Regions from separate parts of the Mus musculus genome. Here regions 1, 3, 4 and 5 are each linked to region 2. Evidence: chromatin loops called from intact Hi-C (ENCODE). Cell type or tissue: gastrocnemius. All regions are shown on one strand.

The links. Peaks named below come from ENCODE experiments on the same cell type or tissue, not always from the same donor. Only the 100,000 strongest peaks of a DNase experiment are listed, where the experiment ranks them.
Region 1: it touches region 2 in a loop (3.0-fold over the local background); 25 of 42 quality-filtered maps call a loop at or near these places.
Region 3: a loop joins it to region 2, with 9 times the contacts of the local background. A loop is called at or near these places in 28 of 42 quality-filtered maps.
Region 4: a loop joins it to region 2, with 4 times the contacts of the local background. A loop is called at or near these places in 19 of 42 quality-filtered maps.
Region 5: a loop joins it to region 2, with 4 times the contacts of the local background. A loop is called at or near these places in 26 of 42 quality-filtered maps.

Annotation. Positions count from the first base shown.
Region 1 is chr12:17,251,232-17,256,231 of GRCm38, forward strand. No RefSeq gene overlaps it. Among named protein-coding and RNA genes, the nearest start is that of Pdia6, 13 kb to the right of the region's middle. In gastrocnemius, CTCF peaks have their summits at 1,980 (motif pointing right) and 4,629; a DNase peak (open chromatin) is centred at 2,006; H3K4me3 peaks cover 920 bases; H3K27ac peaks cover 1,050 bases.
Region 2 is chr12:16,805,388-16,810,387 of GRCm38, forward strand. No RefSeq gene overlaps it. Among named protein-coding and RNA genes, the nearest start is that of E2f6, 3.1 kb to the right of the region's middle. In gastrocnemius, CTCF peaks have their summits at 353 (motif pointing left) and 2,869; DNase peaks (open chromatin) are centred at 329 and 2,856.
Region 3 is chr12:17,009,209-17,014,208 of GRCm38, forward strand. 2410004P03Rik (RIKEN cDNA 2410004P03 gene) reads right to left here and starts at 2,519. Exons shown (of 5, transcript NM_001201332.1): 1 at 2,244-2,519; 2 at 1,920-2,143. The coding sequence starts at 2,137. In gastrocnemius, CTCF peaks have their summits at 430 (motif pointing right) and 2,590 (motif pointing left); a DNase peak (open chromatin) is centred at 2,557; H3K4me3 peaks cover 607 bases.
Region 4 is chr12:16,567,792-16,572,791 of GRCm38, forward strand. Lpin1 (lipin 1) reads right to left here. Exons shown (of 21, transcript NM_015763.4): 6 at 3,373-3,471; 7 at 599-728. Among named protein-coding and RNA genes, the nearest start is that of Lpin1, 19 kb to the right of the region's middle. In gastrocnemius, a CTCF peak has its summit at 3,120 (motif pointing left); DNase peaks (open chromatin) are centred at 915 and 3,089; H3K27ac peaks cover 2,307 bases.
Region 5 is chr12:17,257,419-17,262,418 of GRCm38, forward strand. No RefSeq gene overlaps it. Among named protein-coding and RNA genes, the nearest start is that of Pdia6, 6.7 kb to the right of the region's middle. In gastrocnemius, no CTCF peak of the experiment used is centred here; DNase peaks (open chromatin) are centred at 2,174 and 3,761.

The sequences.
Region 1 (5,000 bases), 450 kb after region 2:
TTTCTCTCCTTCAGCCCAGGACCTTTATGGTGGGTTCTCTCTAATGGAGAAAATCCCTCTCAGGTGCACCCAGAGACTCCACCCTTCATGTTTCTAGGTCCTGTCAGGTTGACAATCAATCCAGACCGTCACACTGCAACTCTCTAATTTTATATTACTAATGCATAGCTGTTGTCATTCTTTTGTTCTAGGAATGTGTGTGCACCCGGGAGGAGTTGGTTTGTTTTGCTCAGCAATAACAAACCTGACTTTCCAGGGTGCTGGCAGTTCTCCTTCTTAGGGACTCCCATCCTGACAGGTCACTGCGTGTCCACATCTCCCCTTTCTACAGGCATCTTCATCCGACTCGGGTGTGTTTTCTTCTCTCCCATCCGCTTTTCTTCTTTTTCTTTTCACTGTGTTATCTCACATGCTTTGGGGTGAGGCAGGGCTGACATAGGCAAGCAAATACTACCAAACAGCAGTGACACCTCCGAGATGATGGCGCAGAGAAAGACTGAGCGTCAGAGGAACTTCTGGAACCTTTTCCCTTGTAATGGGTGTGTGTGTGTGTGTGTGTGTGTGTGTGTGTGTGTGTGTGTGTGTGTGTGTGTGTTGAGAGATTTTTTTTCAATTTTTGGTGTCTTGTTTTATTTTAGTTTTGAAATGTCTCACTGTGTTACCCAGGCTTAGCTAAAGCAATCCTCCTGTCTCAGACCCTCACATCCTATGCAGCTATGCCTGGCTGCTTAGTGATTATCCAACTTCCTCAGCTTCCTCACATTGAAACACAGATACCAGCCATGCCAGCACCATACAGCTATTGTGATTGAATAGCTCAGGAAGGCCAGCCCCTAGCAGGTGCAATACCTCGCAGCAAACATAGTGATGCCTGGGGAACTGGAAGGTTCTTAAAGGTCTCCAAGATGAGACTGGTCCCACTGAACTCAGGGTCCAGGCAGCAGAAGGAATGTCCCCCAAAGGGTACAGCTGCAACCTTGTCTCCTGGAGCAATCGGATCTCACACAGGCTCTCTCCACAGAGGGCTGGATCCCTCCAGAAGGCTCAACTCTCCTCCTGCCCAGAGGATGGGAAGTCTGACCCAAGGCTCTTGGCCAGATCCTTCCGTACTTAGGACAAGTCCATCTAACCTTTCGGGCCTTTTCCTAGCTGCTGACAAGGAGCCAAATGGACCATGTCCTTCAGGACAGGATACTGGGGGTGCCTCCGACTACCTACTGAGGAGACACCCTTCCATTATAAGTGAACACCCTTATTAGTAATCATGAGAAGTGAACCGGACTCACCTAGAGATGAGCCGTGGCTCCCATCCCTGTGAGTCTGAGCCTGAGCCTGAGCCTGAGCCCTCAGAGCTTGTGGCAGGCTCTGCTCTCTCTAGCACTGTGCCTGGGGGTGGGCTTGGAAGGCAGGCTTTGGGGATCCCCTCACCTCCTCAGCCACTGACGCCCCTGAGCCTGAGGCGGAGAGGTCAGTGTCCCCAGTGGCTAGGCCCCACATGGGCAGCAGAGAGGGCCATGCCACAACAGAGGATAAAGTGAAGGCCACAGGAAGTTCTCAAGATAGAGTACCAGGCTTGGTCCTCTATGACAGTGACATCAGGGGGCAGCAGAAAGGACATAGTGTCCAAAGCAAAGAGCAGCACCTAAGGAACAGCATGACTTTGAACACACCATTCAACACCTCTCTTCACTCACCCGTGCTGCATGGATAACAGTGATCCTACTGGGTGGGGGGGGGGGGGGGGCGGGGGGAGAGCACAGCTCAGGAGACACACAGTGGGACTAAACTGTGAAGTTCATCTTACCATGTTTAAGTGTGCGCAGCCATGAGAATGGCACATCCCCGCCTCTCTTGTCACCTCTTCCAGTTGTCAGTTTATTAACTCTTCAGATCTACCTTTCTTCACCTGCTGTAGGATGCTGGAGTTGGGCCCATGGAACCTTCTTCCCCTTTGCCAGCTGGTGCAATGCTAGATTTTGTCAGTAGAGGGCAGTGAAGAAACCACTGGGTCTTGGAGGAGGGATGGGCTGCTCTTCCCGGTGCCTGCGGTGCCATTTCTCCCCAGCACAGCTGCTAGCGGGATGATGTTGGAGCGCTAGCAAATCTGGCAAGTCACTCCATCCTCGTGGCAACCCTACCAATGGGGACCGCTACCGTCTCCACAGGACGGACCACAAGGTCTAGACACAGAAAATTTATAAAAGCAGACAGGGACTTCCTGATCTTGAGTGACAGAATTCAGGGCAACTCCTGGTCTTGATTGCAGGCTCTAGAGTTCACCTGACCTGCAGAAAGCCCACATGCGCTTTCTGGAAGCCCTATTACCTGAGGGAACTCACCATCCAAGCCTCGTATCTGGGAGGCTACCTGAGGTGGACCCATGTGGCCCAGCAGAATAGACACAAGCGCATTAGAATTGGCAATGCTCCTTGCTGTTCCCCCACGCGGTGAGTTCACATTATAATGAAACGGTGTAAATTTAAATTTAATTCCCTTATCTCTTCTAGAGTCTGCTGTGCAGGAGGAAAATTTTTTTTTTAAGACAACCTTATGCTGTGGGAGCATTGTACATCATCCAGTGAGCCAGAATTTGCAGAACCCGGGGTCCTGGGTTCATGGCCAGCATTTGGGAACTGAGGAAGACTTGACTTCTCAGAGCCCCAGTCTGAAGGAATGAGAGATGAAGTGATGGGGTCAGTGTCTACCAGTGATCTGTTACAGAATTGGGGGGGGGCACAGTGGAGGACCCAGCCCCAGAGAAGGAGGGGGAAAGCCTCTTAGAGGAGGAGGGCACACAATTCAGAAAGCTCCAGAATGTTCTGTCCACAGAGAATTTTTCTCTCTGAAGCCCAGTGCTGAGGGCAGCAGTGACCCTGGCCCACATAGAGCACTGCCTTTGACCTAGCAGGGGAGACTTTACATTTTAAATCACAGATCACAAGTGGAGCCCAAAAGGCACCGGGAGGAGCTGGTTGCCTGGCTTTGAAAGCCTGCCGCCCGAGGCTGCCAGACAGGGAACTTTTCTCCCAGATCTGTGATGTGCTTACTGTATAAGCTGCTGGGATTTTGTGACATTAGAAAATTCCTAATGCCCAGCTTAATCCGCCTTCAGAAGTTTGCAGAGGTGGGGGAGGGGGAGGAGTCTATTTTAGGATTCAGTTTCCCTTGGCAGCATCAAAGGGTAATGAAATAGAAGCTCTCATGAAAACTTGAGAGAGCAGGTGTTTCTACAAGTATAGAGACCCAGGTGTGACAACCAGGTCCTGACAGCCCGAGTCCCACTTTCAGACGCCTGGTGGTATCGATCCTTGGAGATATAACTTCACCGTTCCAGCCTTGATTCCCACATCTTTTATTTCATGTGTCTCCTGGACTATGTTGTGTAACAGGCATTCGCCTAGGGACACACGTGAGCCCGAGTGTTCATCTTACCTTCCTGAGCACTGATCCATCCATTCATGTGAGAAGGGTGTGTCTACACTCATGGGTGAAGGTGCACCAGCAGTCTTGAAATTTCTAAGAGACTGAAACAAAGCCAAGATGGTGGTAACCTTGATCTCTCTACCTGGCAGAATTAGAAGAGCAAGCAGCCTGGGTTCCTGCAGTGAGCAGCTAACACACACACATAGACACACACACACACACACACACACACACACACACACACAGAGAGAGAGAGAGAGAGAGAGAGAGAGAGACAGAGACAGAGACAGAGAGAGACAGAGACACAGAGAGACACACAGAGAGAGCAGCTAAAGATGAGCCTGGCTTCATTCTAGGAGGAGGTAGCTGTGGTAAACAGGGCATGAGACTGTAGGAGGAGAACGTTGCTTCTGAGTCCTGGGTTTGGTCCAGGTTGATGTCTGTCCCTCTATGAAGCTGGACTGATCACGGGCTGGGTGTGTAGGGCTGTAGCCTCAGCTGTCCTGAACATACAGCCAGGGTCTGCATCTGACCTTGCCCCAAGAGAGATGTTTAGGAGTGCTGTGCCCCAGGAGAGTGAGGACTCGTGGCTTCTTTTCATGCCCCCAAACTACCCATGCCCTCACTCTCCTGCCGTATCCCTCCCCCTCCCACAATCTTATAAGGAAAAGCGACCCAGAGAGCTGGAAGCCCCCAGGATTCTGACTCCCATGTCACTGGGTTTCTATAGCTAAAGGGGGGGGGGGGTCAGATCAACCATGGATTAGAGTCTACCTTACATTTCCTGGGTCCCAAAGATGGCCGTGGACATCCCAGTTTCCCCTCATAGCTCCTTCCATCCCTAACCTTTCCAGCCACCCTCTCTTCTCAACAGAATGCCTCATCTCCCCCCACCCACCCACCCACCTAGCTTCCAGACCCTGCTACACCCAAGAAGATGCCGACAATGGGCATCAGCCAAGCCAGGACGCTGAGGTTGGGACCACACTGTGTAGCATAGGTGGTTTGAAATCTCTACCACAGAATCTATTTTTAATGACATAAACATTTTATTTTGAAGCCTGGCACACAAAGAAAAATGTGCACAAATCATGGGCAGACAATTCAGTTTCCACAGCTCAGACTGCGTAACAGAGCGAGCGGAAGTGCCTCCTGGTGGTCTGTCCCTATCATTACCCCCTCTGGGGTGCCTGCTTCAACTTCCCAGTCCATTTCTGCTGGTTGTTTTGAGCTCATGATTTGATAATATTTCGCTGTCTGTCTATCTGCTACTTGCTAGTTGTTCTTTTACCCTGGACTTGCGATATACTTAGTAAACTCACTCATTCAAAACAGGAAGTATGGCTATTGTCGATCATTCTCTGGATTAAACAGAACACCCCCACATCCAAGAAGGTGCCCATGTGGGAAGGAAGCCCTCTCTGAAGGAAAAGAGGCTGTGTAGGGAAGGTCAAAGGCATTCCGTTGTTGAAAGCTCTGAGTGGCTCCATGGCCAGAAGAGACAGTTTTCTGTCCACCCCTGCAGTTACCCAGTCAAAGGGACACAGGGGAGCAGCCTCCTTCCAGCCTATTTGGTA
Region 2 (5,000 bases):
GTATGCTCAGTCCCCAGCACTCTATTAAACCAGATGAAATGGTACACACCATCCCTGGCTATACAGCAAGTTTTAAGGCCAGTCTGGGATACATGAGACTCCCTATTACAAACAAATAATATATCAGAGGCCTGATAAAACAGTTCCTTACTTAAAACCTTAAGTCCAGATCCAAAGGAATCTCCTCCATTCCACTTTACAGCTACCTTTCACATTCAAAACAAAAACCATACACACACACACACACACACACACACACACACACACCACGGAAAGAGACAGAGACAGATAGTGAGGCTGGACTCCTAAGGTGAACTTGCTCCACCTGGTGGAGAGCCAAGGAACTTGATGGTACATTCTCTGAATAAGGTAGGCCGGCACTCGGCTATTCACAGTAAGGGAACATTAGACACGTGAAGGAATCAGAGGCAAAGCCAAGATAGACCGCAAAGGTAGGGTACATAAGACTAACAGTTAAACAGAGCACATTTAGCAGTCAACAGAATAACACCAAACAAACTAAAGCAAGCGGAAAAGAAAAAGATTAATGTAATTCATCTGACAAGACTTTCCTTCAAAAACCCAGTGCAGAGTTGGGAACAATCATACTTCAGAACTGGACTTCCATAAAAGAAAAGTCACTCTAGGCTGAGCCCTGAGGGTTGCAAATTCCAGAGCAACCTGGGCTTCACAGAAATCCTGAGTTACACAGTGAGTTCAAGGCCCATTTGGGCTATAAAGGTAGGGCCTTGTTTTAAAGAAGAGGAGGAGTGGGACATGGGGCAAGTTGGGGGATGGAAAAGGAGGGGAAGAAGGAGGAAGAATAGGAGGAAGAGGAGGAGGGAGAGAGGAGCAAGAAGAGAAGGAAAGGACTGAAAGGGAAGAGGGGGAGAAGGAAGGAGAGGAAGGAAGGGAAGAGGAGAGGAACAGGAAGAAGAGGGGAGTAGGGGAAGCAGGAAGGAGAGAGAGGAAGGAGAAGAGGGATGGGAAGGAGGGAAGAACAAGAAAAGGGGAAGAGGAGGAGAAAGGGAATGAAAGGGAAGAGGGAAGGGGAAGAGGAAAAGGAAAAGGAGAGGAACAGGAAGAAGGAGAGAAGTGGAGCAGGAAGGGGAGAAGGTGAAGGGGGCAGGGGAGGAAGAAGTGAAGAAGAAAAGGAAGAGGCGAGATATAAAGTTTCGTCTAAGACAATCCTCAGTGTGTGCAGAGACATTCTGTCTACAGCAAGAAGCTATATTTAGGGGCCTCTCAGCTACAAGAAAGCAGAACTGAATAAAACACAAAGGCTGTAACCCTCTCTATGTAGGTGACCACCTGGTCGCTTGTAGCATCATCCATTTTCCCAGTCTCCAAAGTACATCACGTCCATTACAACATGCCTGCTTGTTGAATGCGTCCAATTGTATCCTAATTAGGGTTACTATTGCTGTGATGAAACAACATGACCAAACGCAACTTGGAGAGGAAAGGGTATGTTTGGCTTATGCTTCCGTTCATCATCAAAGGAAGTCAGGACAGAAAGTCAGGGCAGGGACCTGGAGACAGGAGCTGATGCAGAGGCCATGGGGGGTTGCTGCTTACTGGCTTGCTCCTCATGGTTTGCTCAGCCTGCTTTCTTATAAAACCCAGGACCAACAGGCCATGAATGGCACCACCCACAATGGGCTGGGATCTCCCCTACCAATCACTAATTAAGACAATGCCCTACAGCTGGTTCTTATAGACGCATTTTCTCAAGTGAGGTTCCCTCCTATCAGATGTCTCTGGCTTGTGTCAAATTGACATGAAATGAGCCAGGACACCATCCATGTTTGTTCTAGGTCTTCATCCTCCAAATATCACATCAGAAAAGTTAACCTGGCTTTGATTTAACAAAGTATCAATTTAGTGGACTGGGTACTTGCAGAGCCAGGAAAAGCTAGTTTCCTACCAGGACCCAGCCAGTGCCTTACAGAATACATCAAACCTCTGAGCTTTTAATGTGGTAGTTCTGGGTAGAGCCATAGAACCTTCATTTCTAGTAACACACACACTTACCCAGGTAATGGCAATGCTGAGACTCATGACTCATTGTCCCATGGTAGAAGAAATAAGACATCTCTCCTCTGTGTTCTGCCTCTGACCCCCTCTAGATCTCAGGCATCCCAAATTAGCCTCAAATTCACTACTCATGATTTAACTGTAGATGTTCCTGAACTTATGACCCTCCTACTACCACTTCCCAAGTGCTTGGGATCAAAAGTGTGCTACTACATCTGGTTCATATGGTGATGAAAATGAAATCAAGGTTTCATGCACACTAGGCAAGCACTGCCAACTGCTCTTCTCCATCTATGCTCCCTTCAGTGTCTACTATGGGGGCATCCCAGTTCTTGAGAGGTTTTGCCTGGTTGCCTCACAAAGGCCATGTCTAAATAACCATTTCACTGGGCATTGGTTTTGACCACATGGCTCTTAGAAGGGAATACAAATCTTAAGTTTCCAGTGAGTGGCACAAAGGATCCATTGGCTGAAGGCCTGCTGTGTCACCACAAAGCTAGCCAGAGTCTCTGTACGTCACTTACTGTTCCAGATAGCTTTACATGGTGATGCAGGAACAAGCCCCAAAGTCCGTTGTTATTTTCCCCTCGTTTTCTGTGTTGCCATGATGTGTCAGACATGTTCAGTTCGTTCTCATGCTCTCTGGTCATACATCTTCATCAACCTGGCATCTCCTAGTACTCCAGGATGTCCTTGTAAGAGTTAGAGCTCCTGACCTACAGCCCAGCACCCGAAAGATGCTCAAACAACGCTGGGATGATTAAACCTCAGGCTACAGCCCCATGACTGGGCTTTTCTGTGACTGAGGGAACAGCTGTTCTCCTTTTCCCCAGATGGGTGTGCTCAAGCTCTTTCATTAGCCTGGAGTGCCTAAGTCACACCCCTTTGCTGGCCTAATTCTTTTTGACTGTAGAAAATATGGTCAGTTTTCAACAAGCTGCTCAAGGGTCCAAATACCAATGAATTATCCAGCTGTGAACTCAAACCATGTCTCTAGCACTCACTAGCTAGCTCCTTGGGGTAAATTTTGTAATCTTACTGATCTTCGATTTTCTGATCTGTAAACTGGGAAGAAAACTATTCTTCAGGACTTGCTGGCAGCAGAAACTTGTATTTTGTTGTTGCTTTGGTTGTTTAAGACATGGTCTCTCGCTATGTAACCCTGGCTGATCTCTAGCATCTGGTGGTCCTACTTCAGTGTCCAGAGTGTTGTTATTCTGAGCATACACTACCATGCTTGGTCATACCTTCAGATCTGAAATGAGAGTCACATGAACAAAGGTATAGAGAGGGTTTGGCATTCAACAGAGGATGGAGAAAGGGGTCTTAAAATTAGCCATGCCTGTTTTCCAGCATTGGATCTCTCCGAACTCCTTGTGGTAGAGTCTTTCCTAGTTGCTCTGAGAAACTCTCCACTCGTGCATAAAATGTGCTCTTTCTCTTCTAGAGATGACCTCTCCACAGTTGTATTCTACTTCTACCAATCTTCGGCAAACATTTACTGAGCGCTTGCTACCTGCCATGCTCCAAGCTTAACACTGGAGATCCCAAGAGGATCAAAGACCTCTGACACACCCCCCCCCCTTAAGATGGTATCGGACCCCTAGAAATGTAAAATCTAGTGGGAGCCAACTTCTTCCAAAAGCCTCTTCCGCCCTCACTAAGTCCCAGGTCTCACTCCCGCAGCTTCCTTCCAGCCTGGAAGTTGCGCATTGTGTTACCCTTTCATTCAAACACATAGCGGCTAGAGCTGTGGCTCTGGAGTTAAGAGCACTTCTGCCTTTCCAAGAGGGCCAAAGCATCCATCTCTAGCCATTTGCAACTTCAGCTCCTGGGGAGCCAGAAGCCTCAAGCCTCTGAAAGCATTGCAGTTCATGTGCACAAACCCATACACACACATAATTTAAAAATAAGTGAAAGGGGCCAAAGAGATGGCTCAGTGGTTAAGAGCACTGACTGTTCTTCCAGAGAACCCAGGTTTAATACCCAGCAACCACCTGGTGGCTTACAACTGTCTGTAATTCTAGTGTCAGAGAACATGGTGTCCACACACAGACATGCAGGCAGGCGAAACATCAAACCACACTGCAAAGGAATTTTAATCCAGCATCATGGCTACTCTGACAAGGGATCACATCCAAGACTCTCTAAGTCTACATGATCTGGCCAAATGCAGACACTCTCTGGATTATAGTACATTCTGGCTGGAATACAGACACCTTCATACACCCTTTAATCCCTAGCAATGAAGGTAAGGTTGGTTTTTAGAAGAAAGCAGACATGTTTAAAAGTAGCATCTAACTAAGGGCAGACAAAGTGAGGAATCAGAGAAAGATTTGACAGAATGAGTCAGAGGATATGCCCAACTCACAAGAGAACAGGGCAGGAAAGAAGCTACTTAAGAAAGGGAGGTGGCAGTTTACTGGGGCAATTTTACAGAGACAGGTTTTTGAGAGAACAAGCTAGTAACTTCGATCAGTAAGAACTCTCCACATTACAAATTTAGAAACTAAGGCACAGAACGACTTTTAGAAACTGGCTTAAGACCTTACAATTTGAAAAGATACCTATGGCTCCAGGTCACTTACTTCTCTTTTCTTTTCTCTTTCTAATTTAGTTTCTGTGCATAGAAGTTTTGCCTACATGTATGACTGTCTAACATGTTAACATGTCCGTGCCTGGTGCCTGTGGAGACCAGAAAAAGAGCATTAAATCCCCCTGGGCCTGGAGGTAACATATGGTTGTGAGCCACCCTGTGGGTGATGGGAATTGAACTCAGGTCCTCTGGAAGTTCTCCTAAACTTAGCCAGTGCTCCTCTCCCAGCCCGTTAAACTGTTTTATCTTTCTCCTCCATTGGATTCTGATATCCAGTCTATTATATTCAAAACAGTATCTTCTTGAGCCAGCCCAATACCTGATATAATAATAAGTAATCAAAAACTGATACAGAGCCGGGCAGTGG
Region 3 (5,000 bases), 200 kb after region 2:
TATGCTTATCTGTGTGAACCGTTCCTTGTCCCAGTTGGTGGGCCTGTTTGGGAAGGATTAGGAGGTGTGGCCTTGTTAGAGGAGGTGTGTCACTGAGTTGGCTTTGAGGCTTCAGAAGCCCATGCCATTCCCAGTTGGCTCTCACTGCCTTGTGCTTATGGATAAAGATGTGAGCTCTCAGCTACTTCTCCAGCAACTTGCCTGACTGTCTGCTGCCATGTTTTCCACCATGATGATCACAGATTCTATCCCTCTGGAACCACGAGCCCCAAATTAAATACTTTTTTATAAGCTGCCTTAGTCATGGTGTTTTATCATAGCAATAGAAAGGTAACTAAAACACCATGTTAGGACTCAGCTTTACATACTGCAAATTTTTAAAGAATGCACATGTGTCTGTATGTGCACTGCATACTGTGTGTGCAGTACCTGTGGTGACCAAAAGAGGGTGCTAGATTCCTTAAACCTGGTGTTGTGGGCAGTCATGAGCCGCTAGATGTGGGTTCAAGCAACTGAACTTGGGTCTTCTGTAAGAACAAGTGATCTTAACCGTCGAGGCATCGCTCTAGTACCAAGTTTACATATTTTAATGAAGTCTTTTGGGGTAATAGTGCTCCCCCACAAAGGCCATGTTAGGAGGAGAGTGAATGCCCTGCGTCTCTCCTGTGTCCTCACACCACAACCAACACAGGGGGTGGATTCTGCCAGATATTCCAGGGACACCCCAGCTCCCCGGAAGCAATTCTAAAGCAATAGGGAGCACCCTCTAATCCCATTTCTATCTCGCTAGTGACAGTGTCTGATTGACAGCTTGACAACTCCACTCCAATACTATCACCAGTTGCCAGCCTAGGGTTGTGTTTCTGACCATCTAATTAGGTGGACGGAGGCACTAAAAACAACCAGTGAGCATCAGCAGGGTTGGTGAGAACTTGGAGTCCTTGTACACTGTTAATGGAAATGCAAAGTAGGGCAGAAATTGTGAAAAACAGCAGGAGAGTCCCTCCCAACAAAACTAGAACCGGTTCCACTTCTGAAAATTTTATCTGAAAAATGGGAAGCCAGGTCTCAAAGGGAAATCTGCTCTCCTCTGTTTGCTGTGACACCTAACAACAGCCAACATGTGAAAATGATTTTTTTTTCATGGAATAGAATATTACTCTGCCCTGAAGAAGGAAATTCTGACATGTGCTTATGTTTATGTGAATGAGCTCCTTGATGGAGTGACTGCTACCACCTTGAGTCTGATCGCCAGACTAAAGGAGGGGCGAAAAGAAACTAAAAATGCAGCCACCGGCGTGTGTATTTGGAAAGCCTTCATTTAGACTTTTCACAGTTTTAAGTGGTTGCTCAGTAGCCATCTTCCTTCCCACTGGGCTTCAGCCACTCCACAGTCTTTGGTTTTGTCTTACTAACTTCAAACTCACACTGGGCGTACAGCTCTGAGTCATCATACTTGCCTAGTCTACCTACTTCTCTTGGGGTCCAGGAAGCCAGGCCCCCTTGGAACTCTGGGCAAACCTACCAGGCTTCTCCTGGTATCCATCACTGAATGAAACCAGGAAGGAAGCTCCCTACCCCCACCTCCACCCCCAGGCCAGAGTCCCGCCCCAGGCAGTGCCATGGCTTCCAGCTGCCAGCTTCCTCCCAGAAGAGGAGGGACAGAGAGATTGTTGTGTGGCCATAGATGGGACCAGAGCCCTGTCTATACCTATATTCCCAGCTATCTGTTGGGAATGAGGCCCTAGCTGCTTTAGTCACAGTCTGGGTCTAGGCTGGCCTCTCTTGCACCCTACTTCCACGTTCTCCCCCTCTGATCTTTCCATATATTCTGAACTCTTTCCTCTGCACTTTCTCAGACCCCCCAAGGTGGATGGAGATGTGAGAGATTCGGGGAGAAGGGGGGGCAGGACACTCACCAACGCCTCTGGCCTCGTGCTTCGGCTTCCACAAGCTCCCTCCACAGCTGGTCCTGTTGCACACCCAGGGCTGGGGTCCCCTGGCAACCACCGGCGAGAGCCCTGCTTGCAGCAGGGCCATCCCCCAGGGCCGCAGAAATTGAGGCAAGCTGCCTGGTAGGGGGCGGTTTGTACCCAGCGGATGTGGTTCTTGGTAGCCCACGATGTTGGCTGCCCATGGGGGACTGGAGAATCAGGAGAGGGAGAGAAAAGAGAAAGACTGGTTGAGACTTTCTGCCTGAACCCAGGATAACCTGCACAAGGTGCTCCCGCTTCGTCCCTCACCGGATTTCGAGCTCAGAGAGAGTGACTGATGGGGGACAAAAACTCTCCAGGCTGGGGCAGCATCTGCGCCCAGCTGTGTTTTGCAGCCCTGCTTGTGTTGACTGTCGCCCAGGGAACAGGCGACTCCCAAGTGCGCATGCGGAAGGGGCGGACCCACTGTGCGCCCTCCAAAGACTTCGGAGCCACTCGGTGGGGTGCAGATGGTAGGTGCTTTGCCCAGCTCTTCCCCTGGGCGGGAGAGCGGGACAGTGTCTGCTGAGTCTCCAAAAGCTGTGAGTGCTCCGTGTTCCGCAGAGCTGGTGAACTGGAGCAAGACCCTGTGCTGCCCCCTGGTGGAGAACTCAGGGTCCCAGACGAAGGGACGAGAGACCAGGGGCAGGAAGAGAAGACATCTTAGGGTTTTTAATTGCTGTGATGGAATATCATGACCAAAGCAAGTAGGGAAGGAAATGGATTATTTGGCGTCCACTTTCATATCGTAATCTATCGCTGAAGAAAGTAAGGGCAGGGACTCAAACAGGGCTAAAACCTGTAGATAGCAGCTGATGCAAAAGCCATGGAGGGGTACTGCTTACTGGCTTGCTCCCCATGGCTTACTCGGCCTGCTATCTTTTAAAAATTTTTATTTATTTATTTTATGTATGAGTGCTCTATCTGCATGTACACCTGCATGCCAGAAGAGGGCATCAGACCATATTATAGATGGTTGTGAGCCACTATGTAGTTGCTGGGAGTTGAACTCAGGACCTCTGGAAGAGCACCCAGTGAGCTGAGCTATCTGTACGACTGAGCCACTCTCCAGCCCTCAGCCTTTTATGTTTTAGAACCCAGGATCACCTGCCCAGGGATCACACCATACATAATGGCCTGGGCCCTCCCCATCAATCACTAATTAAGAAAATGCCTTACTAGCCCCACCCCTTCACTGGCAGTAGCACTCAGGCAAGCTGGCCCTGCACCTCAACTGGGCAGCATAGTGGTCCTAATAGTGAAGGCAGGGATGATCCAGCCCTAAGGGTAAGAGGGCAGGAGAACTAGCCCAGGCCCTTGAAGGCTGCAGCCCTAGGGAGAATGGGCCACAAGCCTTGACTGGGCAGCACAGTGGAGCTGGCTCTGGAGGAGTGGGAGCACATGGGCCTGCCCAGAGGGCATCAGGAAAGGAGAGCAGAACCTGCCTCCTGCCCATGTCAGCACTGGGTGGTCTAGCTGGAGCAGCGCTGGAGAGCTCTCCCTGGAGGTGCAAAGAAGGGAGAGCTGACTGAGTGCTAACCACCCCAGTTACCACCTGGGCCCAGACCCAGGGCTCTGAATTGGCCCACTCCAAAATCTTTATCATTTGCAGATGGTTGGGACACATGAAAGGGCCAGTCCTGCTGTTCCAAAGCTGCAGGATCTCCATGACACAGAGCAACAGTATGATGACCAGGAGGGGGTCCCAATGAGGATTCAATACTGATGTGTCACAGAAGCCAGAGATCTCCAATCAGACCAATGACTCGTTGCGATGAACATCTGCAAGTGAAGATGTGTGGACAGAGGGATACACTGTGGGACACACGGTGCCACACTGCAGCTTCTATGATGAGATGCTTTCTATGCCTTTCTTGTGTGTGTGTGTGTGTGTGTGTGTGTGTGTGTGTGTGTGTGTGTGTTTGTGTGTTTATTGGGGGGGGGGGAGGTTGCAAGGGCAAAGGGTGGGGAGATAAGTGGGACTGGGGTGCATGATGTGAAATTCACAAAGAATCAATAAAAAGTTTTTTTTAATGGATTATGGAGGAAGGGGGGGGAGAAAATGCCTTACAGCTGGATCTTATGGAGGCATTTTCTCAACTGATGCTACCTCCTCTCTGATAACTGTAGCTTGTGTTAAGTTGAGGTAAACTAACCAGGGCAACAATGTATGTTCCTTCTGAAAGCCCAGAGAGCCCACAGCATCCTGTCATTGATACTGAGGAGCCTCCCAACAACCCCAGGCAGCTTTTGTGGACATAGGTCCTACACAGAGTCACACTGAGGCCCACAGTGGAATCCAGTCTACAGGGAAGAATACAACCGGAGTGACTGTCCAGGCAGCCTGAGTTTAGCTTATAAAAGGCACATCGAGGACTTAAGAGTGGGGGTCCTGCTGTGGACTCCACTTCTGTTCCTTCTCTAGTCCCAAGCAGCCCAACCCCGTCTGTGGCACCAGTGGCTTCTTCATCCAGCTCAGCCAAACTCAGACCCTCCCATCACGCTGTTCCAGGCACCCTCCTTTCTTCCTCGTCACCAGCGATGGGTTTATTGATAGACCTTTCAATCCTTCCCTTACACTCTGTGCCTGACTCCTGTCAGGCAAGGTGTTCCTTCCCTGTGCAGCCAGAGAACAGAAATGGTTAATCAAGTGTAGACAGAGGTACCCTAAGTGGAGGATGCTCTGGTGTCTGGGACTCAGGCAATAGGCCACACCTCTTCTTGTTGTGTGTCAGTTTCCTCTCCAGCAGCAAAGATCCTTAAGATAGAAAGTAAACAACTCATAAGAACTCCAGGAAGTCCCTGAAACTGACCAGATTCACTTTCCTGACAGTAAACAATAGCTGGTACAGAGGGTCCCTCTTAAATGAGCCAAGCTGCAAAGGAGAATTAGAGACCCACCAAGTGGCCTGGAAGAAGCAGAGACCACCAGAGCTGCTAGGAAGAGCCTCGGAACAATGAAGCCACTTGGAAAGCACACTCTCCTACCTGTTGAGCTGCCTGTAGATTGTACAGTGTACACCAGGT
Region 4 (5,000 bases), 240 kb before region 2:
ATGCGCCTCCCAGACCCTCCTGGCCTCTACCACACGGAGGTTTTCTCCATCTCCTCCGGGGTGTACAAAGGTTTAGGATCAAGACCTCACCAACTAGATGTTAGAACTATTCCCCACTGATGAGCTGCAAGCTTCGCACACTGCGGTCCACTGGCTTCTTCTCGTCCTTACACCGCACACACCCCCATCTCAGCCCCAGTGGCTTCTCTCTACAGGAGAGCCTAGCCTTCCTAGATAACAGCATTTCTTCCAAGGGGCTCAGATTGCACCGCTCCATTCCTACGACATGATACCTCTCTAACCACCATGGGCCTTGGGGAAGTAAGGCTGCAAAGAAGCTAGGGTCTGTACACAAGCTGCGTTATCTTCTTTACTGACTTTGCATTTTTATATTTAATATATATTTTATATTATATTTGCGATATACAGTGTAGGTTCTTTTGTTCAAAATACACAGCCACACCCTGCCCAGAGGCACACTTGCTGAGTCAGCACCCCGGGAGTCCATCCCTTTACAAAGCTGGGATGGTAATTCCACACAGATGGAGCTAACTTACACACCCTCGATGCACCGTAACACTGAGATTCAAAGGCTTACCTTTGCAGCCTGTGGCAATTCACCCCACAGCCAGAGCATTTCCAGGTTATTCTTTGGCGTCAACCTGTCTGCAGACTTACTGACCAGCTCAGAGTCACTTTTTGGTGTTGAGGGCCGGGAGCCTGAAGGACTTAAGGAAACACAAAACCATGATTTGAATGGGGGGAAAATCAGAAAACAACAACAACAGCAGCAAAACAACAAAGTAAAAAATAAAAAACCTTTGGTTTTGTCTCAGAGTCAAAGGTTCTAGTAACCCAGAAGATACGTCCCTGGGGCCGTTCCCTCTGACAAGCCTTCCTTTGGCCACTAGAGGTCACTGTTTACCACCTCTAACAAGGTAACAAGGTGGCCAGCCTTGTAGCCAAACTGAAGGACAGTAAAAGGAGCTATAACTTGAGAGGTGAGGGGGATAGAATCAGAAATGGAAATTCTCAATAAACTAAAGAAAGGAGGAGGAGAGAAGGAGGAGGACGGAGAAGAGGAGGAGGACAGGGGAGGACAGAGATGAAGAGGCGAAACAATCAGAGGGGCAAAGAGAGCAAAAGTGGGGAAGGGTTCTTGGGTACAAACTGCTGTCCTTTGTCACACACAGGCTTCTCACCCGTGCTCTCACTTTCCTAGCAAGCACCAGCTCTCCAGCAGGTGCAAAGGGGTCCTGACCAGCTGACACTGTATCCCAGGTTTAGACACTGGCTTTGAGAACAAGGAAAACACCCTGTGTGCCAACTTCACTACACTGGATCACCAGGCAGCTGTCTCCAGGAACCTATCAAACAAAGGCTTTCTGTGTCACCTCACTGTGCTGCTCCTAAGTGACAGTGACGCGCCTCCATTCCACGGCACACATTTTTACTTCTAACATTTGAACCAAGTCTCATGTCTGTTCGGCCAAATTAACGGGCCAAAAGTATCAATGCAGACCCACGATTCTCACAGACACCAAGCTACAAGGCCGGAAGAAATGTCATAGTTCTCTTTCTTTTTATTCTCCCACACCACTTCCCTCAAGAGGAACATAGCAGCCCTTTCACACAAAGCAGGAAATGGCTTCTCTACAGCCCCTATCCGTTCCCCTGGCTGTGCCAAATCTCACTTATCTGAGTCCCATTGCCAACTCAAGATGGCACTTCCTGTTGGTTAAAGAAGAGCCCCGTAGTGCACACAACTCCGTGGCCAAGTGAACTTGTATCTATTTGAGAGATTTTCTACATAGCTAGCCTGGCCTTGTATGGTGCTTCCATAAAGCCAGACCTCAGGCTCTTTGACCCTCGTTTTACAGTGAGGCACAAAGGGCTTCCCCCTTCCCTTGGCACCCGCTGACCACTGATCTTCCCAATGAAAGCACACTACCATAGGGCAACCCTCATGGTCTAGCCTGACTGGGGAGGAGGCTCCTGGTAAATCATATTGTGAGAGCTTCTACGATAGAACCCTACACCATACAGACAAGACACACACACAAAAAGAGCTTCTACAATAGAACCCTACACCATACACACCACACGGGAACTGGAGAGGTAGCTGGGAAGGTGGAACACTAAGGAGAGTTAACAGTTCTTACAGAGGACTGGAATTCCCGGTACCCATACAGGCTGCTCACAGCTGCCTCTAACTCCCACTCTAGGGAACCCAGTGTCCACTTGTAGACGTCACTTACACAAGCACACAGCCACCTACATGAATGCGCACATATGTGCTTTGAAGAGGGGGAGTCAGTACTTATAATTAAATGTAAAATCAATTTTTAAATTTTAAGTCAAATAAAATTGTAACAGTTATGATCCCCAGACAGAAATTAATCAGTGCTTACTTTGATTATAAAGTTTCAAAAGTAGATGAGGAAATGTCCACAAAATTAACAATACCGAGGGGATGTGGGGGAGGCCCTGATAAAAACACAAGCCCATGCCCCAAGACTGGTCCTAAGCCGTTCTTCTAAATTCTGCTCTAGAAATGCCGTGGAGATTGTGGGAACCCATTATACAGAAAGCCTAATAGGCTGTTTAAATATTTATAGTAAGTGGCTATTCTAAAGTGGTGCTCTAAAATTAGCTCAGAGACTTGTCTGTCAATTGCCCCACCACAGAAAACATGGTCTCTCAGTCTCCAGCTCCTTGTCCGGATTTTCAAGGCCACTCACAGAGTCAAGCAGCACCTAGGACAGACCATCTGAGGAATTCTAAGCAAGCCTAATCAGGGCTCATTGCTTAAGAATGCATGCTCACCAGGCGTGGTGGTGCACGCCTTTGATCCCAGCCCTCTCCGGAGGCAGAGGCAGGCGGATTTCTGAGTTCGAGGCCAGCCTGGTCTACAAAGTGAGTTCCAGGACAGCCAGGGCTATACAGAGAAACCCTGTCTCGGGAAAAACAAACAAACAAACAAAAAAACCTCATGCTCCTCTTCCAGAGGTTCTAGGTTAAATTCCCAGTGCACCCACAAGGTAGCTCTCCATCCTTCCCAACTTCAGTTCTGGGGGGACCCACCGCCCTCTTCTGGCCTCCTCAGGCACTGCATGCATGTGGTACACAGACATACATGATGCAGGCACACATTCAAGCATATCAAAGTAAATACATCTTTAAAATAAACATGTCTAATCGCCTACTTACAACTTAAAACGAAAGGAAGTATTTTTTCATAAGTAAGTTGGTTAGTGAGCACAACTGATTTTAAGTGTTAGATCAAAATTTGTTTTATATCCTGCGAGTTAATTTTCATTGCAAGTGATTGGAGTTAGAATTAGATCACAGCTTCTGTAAAAACAGGTCTACCTTTCCGAAGCATGGAAGTGGCAAGACTGCAGAGGACAAGAGCTAGAGAGAACTCCCTCGGCCAGGTGAGGGGGAGTCCTCTGGCAATCTACCAGGCTGCTGGAGGCACCGGACGGACACACAGCAAAAAGAAAGGGGGGGAAAATGTCACAGTCAGTTAAACGAAATGTTCTACCACTGCTTGTGGCTCTCAGCACAACGACTCTAAGAAATGGAAACGTTTGGCTGTCACCCAGCACCAGCAAAAGGCCAGCTACCTTGAAATCCGTAGGAAATCAACGTGACCTTTCTCTTGCGCTCGTCTCCTGCTACCCAGGCTGCCTCAAACCAGCTTTGTAGCTGAGGACGACCTTGAACTGCCCGGTTTTCCACCCTGACAGGGAATGAATCCAGGGCATCATGCGTGCTAAGCAAGCACCCACTAACCTGAGCTACCTCCCTACACCATCAGCATGAACTTCCTGGGATGCAAAGATAGGAAGCTGCCAAGACCCATTTCCCATTTGATCCTTGTGCCTTCAGCCAAGGCAAGACCACACATGTCTGGTTGAACCTCAGCATAGAATCAAACTCCATGATCTACAGACTCAGACATGGGCGCTCTCTCTCTCTCTCTCTCTCTCTCTCTCGTTTCCTATAAAACACATTATTCCAAGTGTGGACGACGTAAGAATCTATGTATCCTTATGTTCAATCCATGTGACAACAGTCACATAATCTGATGCCATCAGTATCCTGGACTCACAAGGAGAACAAGAGAGACAGTGAGTCCCTCCCTGGGCTGTCCTAAACATTCCTTTTACATTCTTCAGATTAATGAAGAATAGGTTTCATCAATCAATTAACAGCGTCTAAAGACGGTGCTCTGTTTTCTTCCTAAGTCAGTATGTCTTCTCTTCTTTGGGATCATCTCCCTGAACCAGGACAAGAACACATGAGGTTCCAGGCATCTTAGAGAGGTGTAGATAGTTGTCTGCTGGGTCCAAAGAATGGATCACTGACCTAAAAGGTTTATTATGAAAACAATATTTAAAATATCTCATTAATGTTTTTAAATGGATTACTCTGTGAAATGTGGGTCGAATAAAATCTTTTAAGTTAATTTGATTTTTTTGCAAAGGTTTTTTTGTACTTGTGTTTGTGTGCATGTGTGCATGCATGTTGCTTTTGTCAGGGCATTTTATTACAACAATAGGAAAAGAAATTAAAACAACATGTCTAATATAAAACTACATACATATACATATTTATATATATACATACATTCACACATGCATATATATATACTTACATATACTTATATGCTTATAAATATATACTTATATACATATATGTACTTATATACACATATATACATAAACATAAGCATTATATATATATATATATACACACATACACACACACACACACATATACACACACACACACACATATACATATATATGGCTAAGTATTTGGTACCTAATGGAAGGTCTGATCTCTAAGCAAGTAGACCCTATCCTCTGGTAGATGAGCATTTCCAGTCAGTCCCAGCTAGGATCAAGCATGATAGCTCAGCCCTAGCTTATGACTTGCGGCTGCCTTATTCTCAAGATGACCCTGAGCAAACTGGAACCAAGACAGGTGTC
Region 5 (5,000 bases), 450 kb after region 2:
CCAGCCCGTGCTCGCTCTTTGGTTGGTGATTCAGGAGCAGGGACACTTCCTAGAAGGGGCGACAGGTTAACACCTGGGCTTAGATTTAAAAGATTAGTGAAAGCCAGCCAAGAGCAATGAGCAGCTAGGTTGTTTTGTATGTGTCTGCATATATGTATATGCATGTAGGAGTGTGTGTCTGTGTTGTGTGTGTCTGTGTTTTTCTGTGTGTCTATGTGTGTATGTATGTATATGTGCGTGTACATGTGTATGTGTGTATGTATGTGCATGTGTGTATGTGTGTGTGTGTGTGTCTGAGAGAGAGAGAGAGAGAGAGAGAGAGAGAGAGAGAGTGAGTGTGTGTGCCTGTGGAGGCCTGAAGATAACTTTCAGGAGTTCTTTCTCTCCACCCTTCCTGAAAGCCCCAGAAACTGAACTCAGGTACACAGCCTTTCAGAGAATACTTTTATCCTTTGAGAAGTCCTGTGGGTCCCTGTTGTTTTGTTTGTTATTTTGGTTTTTGAGACAGGGCCTACCTACATAGTCCTGGCTGTTCAGGAACTGAATATATAGACCAGGCTGGCCTCTGCCTCTACCTTCCAAGCTAGGATTAAGGGTGTACATCAGTATGCCTGGCTCAGTTTCTGTGTTTTGTTTTGTTTTGACAGGGTCACATGTAGCCAGGCTAGCCTCCAACTTACGAGGTACCCAAGAATGACCTTGGATTCCTGCTCCTCCTGCCTCCACCTCCTGAGTGCTAGGATTACAGGCATGTGTCACTCTGCCTCGTTTTGTGCAGTGCTGGTGGTCCAACCCAGGCCTGCCTGCCTGCTAGGCAAGCACTCTGGCAACTGAAGGGGGATTTGTACGCACAGGGAGGAGAAAGATCTGCTAATGTCTCAGCTCGGTAGATGGGGAAGAAAATGATTCGTAATGTACTGTGTCTCTGACAACAGTAGATTCTGGTGGAGTAGGATCTTTTGTTTGCAAAGCCCAAAGCTAACATCCTTGTTGTTGTGGCTTTTGGCAAAGATCCAGGCCATGGCAGAGAAAGCAGGTGTATGTATGTGCGCTCAGAGAACTGGGTGCTGGCTGCTTGGCCAAGGGGCACTGTGAGGCATGGTAGAAGAACCACTGTCTTTGCTGCCCTCAGAAGAGTGTGTGTTGATTATTTTACTTGGTGCTGTGACAAGAGCAACCGGATAAAGGATGGTTTATTTTGGCTCACAGTTTGAGGGCACAGTCCATGGGACTCAGGCATAACGGTATGACAGCAGGCGTGTGCAGCAACTGGCTGCGCTGCAGCTGCAGTCAGGAGTCGAGAGAGTGGGTGCAGGCGCTCAGCTTGATTTCTGGACTTTATCCTATCCCAAGCCTAGGGGATGGTGCTGCCCATATTAAGGGTTAGATCATCCCCACTCATGTAACCCAATCTAGAAACTCCCTCACAGACATGCCCAGACATGTGTCCATGGTGACTTAAGATCTGACAATTAACAATATTAGCCAGCACACACACACACACACACACACACACACACACACACAGAGAGAGAGAGAGAGAGAGAGAGAGAGAGAGAGAGATTTTTAAAAGAAAAATAACACATAACTACAAACTAAAAACAAAACAAAACAAATAAACAAAAAATACCAAGTCAAACCTGATAGCTTATACTTGTAATCCCAGACTTAGATAGCATGAGGCAGGGGAATCACCAATTTAATTTGAGGATAGCCTAGGCATCCTAGCAAGACCCTATCTCAAAATACTGAACGGAAGAAAGAAAAGGAGGGAGGAGAAAATGGTGTGAGTGAGGGAAACCAGTGCAAAACTTCCATTATAAACAAAATTTTTATTTAAAGGCAGATTTTTTTTTTTTTTTCATAAAGAACAAGGCCAAGAGGCTGGGGAAATGGCTCACAGGGTGAGAGCGTTTGCTGTGAAAGCATGAGAACCTGAGGTCTGACGTCAGCACTCTTGTGAGAAGCTGAACACAGCTGGGTGCACTTGTAACCCCAGTGATGGGGAAGAGACATGGTCAGAGCCAGGAGGACCACTGGTACTGGTACGCTCTGGACAGCCAGCATAGATGGAAATACTGTGAGCACCAGGGTTAGTGAGAGATTCTCTCAAGGAGACAATATGGAGAGCAAAAGAGGAAGACACTTGACAGCCTGCTTCCCTGTGGGTGTCGTACACAGGAGCAAATGCACACACACCCGGGGTGGGCCCCCGTGGATTCACGTGTTTGAGTGCTTGGCCATAGGGAGTGACACTATTAGGAGGTGTGGCCTTATTGGAGAAGGTGTGGCCTTGTTGGAAGAAGTGTGTCTCTGTATAGGTGGGGTTTGAGGTCTCCTGTGTTCAGGCTCTGCCCAGTGCAGAAGAAAGTCTCCTTCTTGCTGCCTGAGGATCAAGATGTAGGCCGGGCATGGTGGCACAGCCTTTAATCCCAGCACTCGGGAGGCAGAGGTAGGCAGATTTCTGAGTTCGAGGCCAGCCTGGTCTACAAAGTAAGTTCCAGGACAGCCAGGGCTACACAGAGAAACCCTGTTTCAAAAAACAACAACAACAAAAAGAGGATCAAGATGTAGAACTCTTGGCTCTTCCAGCATCAGGTCTACCTGAATGCTGCCATGCTTCCCACCATGGTGATAATGGACTGAACCTTTTGAACTGTGAGCCAGCCCCAGTTAAATGTTATCATTTATAAGAGTTGCCTTGGTCATGGTCCATTGCCTTCACAGCAATGGAAACCCTAACAGAGACACATCCACACAACTCTTAAAAAGATTATTACATTTTTTGCCCCTTTTGGCTCAGACTCTGCTATTGATCCAGAGGGCACTGCAACGAGGCTTGGTCCACAGACCATTCCAAGCTTATTAACAGCCTCACAGATAAGATGCAATTATTACAATAGTTATTTGCAGCTATGGAAACTGAGGCCTAGAAAGTCTACAGTCCGTAGGGACACTGCCAACAAGGAACAGAGTCATCACTGGAAGCAGGCAGTCTAACAGCAGGACCTAGCTGAGCTCTTTTCCTGTCAGGTCCCTGGATGAGTTCACTCACCCCCAGAGAGGAAGGCTGTCTTGCCTGTCTCCTGCCTCCATAGAAGCCACTCTGCTTCATCAGCTTCAGAGTCTGCTTGCCAGGAAGAGCGAGAAGATCAAGGCCAATGAGCCCTGTGCTTTCTATAGGGCCAGAGGGAATGGAGGCCCTGGACACAGGAAAAGAGTAGAGTCTTGAGGTGGTGGCCTGTCCCATGTCTCACCCATTTCAAGGGCTTTCCATGGTGTAAGTGTTCTTTGTTGTGAAGAGCCACCATGACAATAGTGACTCTTCTAAAGGAAACCATTTAACTGTGGCTGGCTTGCACACACAGAGGTTTAGTCCATTATCATCATGGCAGGAAGCAAGGGCAACACACAGGCAGACATGATGCTGGAGAACTAGCTGAGAGTTCTACATCCCGATCTGCAGAAAGCAGGAAAAGAGAATGGCACCGAGCTTGGCTTGGGCTTTTGAAACATCAAAGTGCACTCCAAGTGACACACTTCCTCCAACAAGGCCATACCTCCTAGTCCCTTCAAATAAGGCTACTCCCTGGTGACCAGGTATTCAAATACGTAAGACTATAGTGGCCATTCTTATTCAAACCACCACAGTTGTTGGCAAATTCAGCAGCTCAAAAGTTCATACTCTTTGTGTCTCTGCTGATGGGCACTTGGCTTCCCTAACCCATCAGCAGGCTGGCAGAGCTCAGTGGCAAAAGGCCCAGACACACAGTCCTCCTGCCCATCCATGGGCCATTAGCAAAGAGATATATCATGCATGACCGACTGTTTGCATTCCAGCTTAAGAGACCCAGCTCTGCCAATACCTCCCAAACACACACAGTGTAGGAAAACATGTACAAATCCTCAGCCTGGGGCCATCGATGAGTGACTGTCTTTGTTAGGGTTTCCATTGCTGTGAAAAGACACCATGACCAAAGCAACTTTTACAAAGGAAATTTCATTGGGGCTGCCTTGCTGGTTCAGAGGTTCAGTCTACTATCATCAAGGCAGAAACATGGCAGTGTCCAGGCCGATATGGGGCTGGAGGACCCAAAAATTCTGCATCTTGATCCAAAGACAGATAGGAGAAGACTGTCTCCCATGTGAGTAGGAGGAGACTCTCAAAGCCCACCTACACAGTGACACACTTCCTCAAAAAAGGCCACACCTACTCCAACAAAGCCATGCCTCCTAATAGAGCCACTCCCTGGGCCAAGCATATTCAAACCACCACAGTGACTATCACAGCAAAGGGCTTACATTAAATTATGACAGAAGTGGCTGGATCATAGAAGGAGACACATTGGCTATTCTGTAACAGGTATGGATCTAGATGCTATTGGAAACATGAAAAAAATCAAAAGTTTCTACTAGCCAGGCGTGGTGGCACATGCCTTTAATCCCAGCACTCGGGAGGCAGAGGCAGGTGGATTTCTGAGTTCGAGGCCAGCCTGGTCTACAGAGTGAGTTCCAGGACAGCCAGGGCTATACAGAGAAACCCTGTCTCAAAAAACAAACAAACAAACAAACATAAAACAAAACAAAAGTTTCTACTAACACTTGGCTGTAATCTAGAATGATTAGGTTCTTCTTAAACAAAGCTTTTGCATAGAAAAGCTTAAATATAAAAGAGGCTTTGGCTACAGATACAAAAAAAAAAAAAAATCCCCTGGGAAGAGAGTCTCAGTGAGGTATTGTCTGGATCAAAGTGGTCTGAGGACATGTCTGGGGGAATTATCTTGATTATGTTCTTTAAGGTAGGAAAACATGCCCACTTTGGGTGGCACCATTCTCTATATAGGAAATCTTAAACTGTATATAAATAAAGTTGAGTGCAGGTATAAATGTATTAACTCCCTGACATTATTGAACAGTACAAGACGTACCACATGAGGAAAGAGTGAAATTCTTACAGAAATCTTTAACAGAATTTACAAAGGATTAAGTCTCTTACTCCA